Regions from separate parts of the Homo sapiens genome. Here region 2 is linked to region 1. The links are chromatin contacts, found by Hi-C or POLR2A ChIA-PET in ENCODE. All regions are on one chromosome and are shown on one strand. The core of a region is the stretch at or near the end of the contact, and the rest is flanking DNA. Distances in the headings are between cores, read along the strand shown.

Region 1 (2,700 bases), core at 116-2,615:
GGATAATATGACTTCAAATCACAACCCTCAAAATTTATTTCAATCTTCTAATATTGAACTTCTACATACACTTGCTCCATTAGCAACATAATAATTCACTGACCCTCTCGCTTCAGTTAAAAATAACAATCATAAAATATTAATTTGCTGTGTTTTCCATTCAAATGCTCACTTTGTTTTAGTAGCGAAAAACTTGAGGAAGCAGAGAACAAGCTTCTTCCTTCCTCTGCACTTAGGAAAGATGTAGCTCCTTCAAACTGTAGTGATGTTTGATACGCTCATCAGATGCTTTACCCATTCCCTTACAGTAAGTCAGTAAAAAAGTGATCTGATTCAGTGAGGAATGTTTATTCAAATGGCTCAAAAATGTAGGAAGAATGGTGTTACTATATGCCCAACAAATGATCCTTAGATCATGACTGCTGTGTGCTCAAGCAGGGATCCCTAAACCCCAGGCCAGGGACCAGTACCAGTATATGGCCTGTTAGGAACTGGGCCGCAAAGCAGGAGGTGAGCAGCCTGCAAGCGAGCATTACTGCCTGAGCTCTGCCTCCTGACAGATTAGCCAAGGCATCAGATTCTCACAGGAGCGTGAACCCTACTGTGAACTGCACGTGCGAGGGATCCAGGTGGCACACTCCTTATGAAACTCTAATGCTTGATGATCTGAGGTGAAACAGTTTTGTCATGAAAGCGTCCCCACCCCCCAGTCAGTGGAAAAATTGTCATTTAAATGTTATAGCTGGCCTGCTATAAGCACAGGTGTATCTGGTAAACTCCACATGTTAAAAAGGTAAAAAGAACTCTCTCACTTCCTTCTTGAGCTTAGGTCATAAATATTTTAATAGACTTGTGTCCACCTATGCTGACTTTCTATGAAACTGAAAGCTCCTCTCAAGTAAGTGTTTTGTGATGTTTTGATTTGTACAATGAAAAGCACAGTGGCAAGTATATGTCAGTACTATCATCATCATCAGAGTTACTAACATTTTAAAATAGTCACAGTCCAAAGCTACACACATTAATGTGTTTAATTTCCCACTGGAATCCTATGAGGTAAGTATGAATATTATCTTCATTTTACATAGAGAGAAACTGAGGCAGAAAGAACTTAATAGACTTGGCCAGCATTTCACAGCTAGGATGTGTGGCAGAGCCGGTATCTGAACCCAGGAAGCTCAGAAATTATGTTCCAAGGGACACCATTCACATAAATACAAGGGAAGGTGTGCATTTGTGGACCCCAATGGGCACAGCTTGGAGTGTCCTCTATAATTACCAGATCCCATGCCTTGGCATATACCAGGACAGGTTTGCTAACAAGTCAAGGCATCTGCACTTTGATAACAGACACTTTGATGTCTCTGTTTGTTTCAGTTTTGTCTCTGACTCATTTTTCAGTTCTAATGCTAGGAATGTCACATAGTTATTTCCTGGTTTTATATATTCAAAAGTACTCCTGGAAAACATCTTCCTGCAATTCTTGAACAAAGGAGTCAAAGGACACAAAGTTTTCACATTTTTCCAGTTTTGGTTTCGATCTCAGTTTGTACCAGCTTCAGAAAAGCACTCATTCCAAAGTTCTAGAAATTTCATTAACTGTGACTGCACTCTGAAGAACAACCTTGCTTAAATTTTGATGTATAAATTTACTTCTAATTACAGAGCACACACACACACACACACACACACACACACACACACACACACACACTCCTGTCTTAAAAGTTTTAAGAATTTAAAAGCTATCATTGCAAGATGCAACTCCACACTGTGGTATGATTTTCATATAAGTCACTGTAGTGGATAATTTTAAAAGAAACCAGATTTTTAAAGAAATATTAAGAAACTGTTTCTGTACTTAGTTCTCAGATAAGAGCAGAACCTGTAGAACCACTGAGTCTTGTGCAAACCTTTTGTGTGGGTGGGTCTGGAAGAGCATCCAGGCTTTCTCGTAGCTGGAATGTGAGTGAGGCCCATGTGGAGGTAGAAGCGTGAGGCTCCTTTGGATCAGAAGGCTCTGTAATTCTGCCTAAAGCCAGCCACCCGCTGAATCTCCAAGAGAAGGCAGAAGCCATCCCTTCTCTTGGCGTATTACTTGTTTGGGAGTCCTCCAAGCGAATGTCCCCTAAATGTCAAACAGAACCGAGCACTGTAAAGTTCTGTTTTGCCAGTGCCTCCCTTGCAATCAGATCCCATTTTCTGGTTTTGGCATCGCATACTGTTGGAGAATACGAGACAGCTTTGTTGACACCTACACCGGGTGTGTGAACTGCAGGCTATGACACACTGGTGGCAACACAAACCTGTATCTTGCTTGCTTCAAAACATACTTCTTCCTTATGGAAAGTACTGGAACACAAATAACTTAAAAATCCCCCAACTTACTTCTGTCAAACATAGGGTGTTCTGGGCCTGGTCCATACTTCACCAGCCAGCAAAGAGGCATTTTGATCACTAAGACTTGTTTTCAAATAGGAACTTTCAAACCTTTACTCCTACCGATCCCTAGGATATCGTGTAGGTCAAAGATTAGCGAGGGAAGGGACTGGAGCCAGGGATCTGGGCTGGAGGTGGAGTAAGAGTGGAGAACTGGCCGTGACGAGGGTGGAGGGTGCGGGTGGTGAGGGGAGGCAGCTAGTTCTGTGCTTCCCGCTGGCAAAGAGTCCCCCGCTCCCTCCTTCTTTTCCCCTCAATGTT
Region 2 (2,773 bases), core at 71-2,570, 150 kb after region 1:
TGGTAGGGATGAGGTTTCACTATATTGCTCAGGCTGGTCTACAACTCCTGGCCTCAAGTTATCCTCCTGTCTTAGCCTCCCAAAGTGCTGGAATTACAAGCATGACCACCATGCCCGGCCTGATTTTTAATGTCTTTTATATTAGTTCTTCCTATTACCAACTTCTTGATAACAGGCAAGAGAAGTTATTTATTTCATATCACATTTATATTCTAATATTATAAAACTATGTTTATTGTAATTATTTCTGTCAAACATCTTAAAGGAATATTGCCTTTAAGCAAACTAATGGTCTTTTACAAAGATAAGAGCAGCTGAGACATTCCGTTTCCAACTTGTCCACTTGCTTCACTGCCAAGCTGAGGTGGCCCACTCAGTGTCACAGGGGTTTCTTTGCTCAAGTTCAACTCTAAAATTCGTATATATGTTATTTCCACAAATATGTACAATATTTACATGACTTCTCCTAGGATTATTTCTGGTCTCCGTGTTAGCATTTATTGGCTTCACGACCTTGGACAACTCAATCTCATGCTGCTTCTGTTTCCTCATTGCTGAAAAAAGGGAGATGAAAGAAGCTTTAAATTCCTATTTCACAAATTCTGAGGGTATTTTGGGAGAATACCTACAGGTGGATGTTAACTGGCTGCTCCCTAGAAGCTCTTTCAAGGAAAAAATAGTATCTAATGGCTTAATACACATTTTTAAAATTAAAAAATAGAGAAAAATAGAAGTACACATGAATTTCATTTCCACATACAGATAAAAAATTTGTAAGTTAAACAAGTTAGTCAAAATGTCTCTGAAAGTACCTGTGGAGTATTAAATCACTATGTCAAACGCAACACGAAGAGCTAATGAGCGTGCATTTTTCACAGTAAGGATGATGATGATGATGATAGCCAAACCCCTCTGATTCCTCAGCTGGGAGATGATTAAAAAAAGTTCTTCGTGACTCAGAATGAAATACAAAATAAACCAGCTTTCTGGAAGTATTTACTAGGATCTCATGAAATTCTGAACAGACAGTTTAGCAACGGAAGCGCTCCTGGGGGAAGAAGGTAGTGATGGATCTGTTGCAAGGCCCCATGGTCAGAGACAGAGGAGCAAAGTTACATATGGCAAGTAGAAGAGAGGCTCAGTTAGGCGTTAGGCAAATATGGAAAGGAAGAGAAAAGAAGATCCACAGGGAGAGAGAATGCTTTACCCAGACTGAGTAAATGTCCCATTCTTAAACACTGAGAGAAGAAAGAGTGGGAGGAGAATGGAAGAAATACGCTGTCAACAGGGAACGTGATTTCTTACTCAGGCTAAAGGTATCCAGGGATGAAGCCAATCCCTATGAGTGACTCACGGCTGGTAACCAACGGCCCACGAGGTAGGCTCATGTAACCAAACATCACCTCCTCAGTCAGTCCTGGAAGTAGAGGTTACTACATTGCCCAAACTTTCCTAATGATCGAAAGACTAAAATGAGTCAACATAAGAAAAATATCCTCATCGAAAGACGGAAATCTTCAACTGATCTCCTGCGGAAAGCAAAGGGCTGCTGGGTATGAGAGGCAGGCCTGCCAACAGCCGGCAGCACAGAACAACTTTCTCCGTCACACCCCTGGGTCAGGGCTTTCTCCTCCAGGACGTGGACCCTAGGAAGTCTCACAGAAACCGAGGCTGCTGTTCTTAGTGTAGGAAATCAAAGCGGCTAATTCTACACTCATACTGAAAACTGAAAAATCACATTTAAAAAAAAAGAATGCTGAATATTATGTGTGTTTCACCCTTTATTCACAATAGCTACTGTCATCAAAATTAGGAAATCAGGGATAATCTAATCATTAAATTTTTTAACCTTCCAAAAGTAGAAGGTAGAATGTATTTTTTGTTCCCTCTTAATTATCATGCAAAATGTTTTTTCTTAATTTAGAATACACTCATATTAGTGTTATTTATAGTTTTGTAAAGGTCACCATATTTGTATTTATGGCATGCCAAAGTACTCTGCCAATGTTAAGAATTAAGACATAATTAGCCCCAACTGGTTACATTACATATGTGATGAACAGTAGTTATTCTTCTTATTTACCTCCTAATGTAATAAACAGTCAAAACTAGAAATATTGTTAGCTTTACTAAATAGGCTTGCTTCCCATGTTCCAATTTATAGCATAATCTTTAAGAGTAGATTTTATTACTGGTAAATAACATATTTGAAAAGAAACTAATATACTTATTTATGAACTATTTTTAAATAATTAAAAAAACCTCTCAATATTTTCCCCATAGTTCACAACTTATATAATAATTAATATCTTTATGACAAGTCTGATTGTTTAGTTTTTCAAAGAAATGTAATAAGGCAAGAAAATTTTTGTACATGTCTATTTCCTCATAGATATTAAACAGTTTGAGATAATAAACAAAACCTTTTTCCCTAGAGAGTCTATTCTCTATTACAGATAATGTGAAGCTGTATTTCCAGTAGAAAGCTATCATTATATCCACATTTGTGGCAAAAAGAATACTGTATGTATGTAAATATAAAAATAAAGATATGTAATGGAACAGCCAGGGAGATACACAATTTCAGGTTTGAAGAAACAATACAAAAGGAAAAAGCAGTTTATTAAGTGTGTAATAATAGTATGTTTTTAAAAGCCCTGTACAACCTTAACTAAAAATTACTTTATCACTGAAAACCGTTAATGACCATCTGTGCCTTTTGCTGGTAGAGGGCTTGCCTCAGTGTCGATGGCTGCTAACTGATCAGGATGGT

The links. Hi-C counts contacts between places; a loop is a spot of excess contacts on that map. ChIA-PET counts read pairs that join two places held with the same protein, here RNA polymerase II (POLR2A). Pooled maps may share reads with other maps.
Region 2: a map with no recorded cell type shows a loop between it and region 1 (1.9-fold over the local background). The contact joins two enhancer-like sites. A Hi-C loop is called at or near these places in 2 of 37 single-sample maps with no recorded cell type and 2 of 50 pooled maps. POLR2A ChIA-PET finds 5 or more read pairs at or near these places in 2 of 52 experiments (CD4-positive, alpha-beta T cell and H1).

Annotation. Positions count from the first base shown.
Region 1 is chr6:1,796,571-1,799,270 of GRCh38, forward strand. All of the region lies in intron 7 of GMDS (GDP-mannose 4,6-dehydratase), which reads right to left. Among named protein-coding and RNA genes, the nearest start is that of FOXC1, 190 kb to the left of the region's middle. RefSeq lists an enhancer at 635-814. Within about 2 kb of position 1,366, at least 4 of the 41 ENCODE cell types and tissues checked have a DNase peak (open chromatin) inside an H3K27ac peak, as active enhancers do.
Region 2 is chr6:1,951,576-1,954,348 of GRCh38, forward strand. All of the region lies in intron 6 of GMDS (GDP-mannose 4,6-dehydratase), which reads right to left. Among named protein-coding and RNA genes, the nearest start is that of GMDS, 290 kb to the right of the region's middle. RefSeq lists an enhancer at 840-2,039. Within about 2 kb of position 1,321, at least 3 of the 41 ENCODE cell types and tissues checked have a DNase peak (open chromatin) inside an H3K27ac peak, as active enhancers do.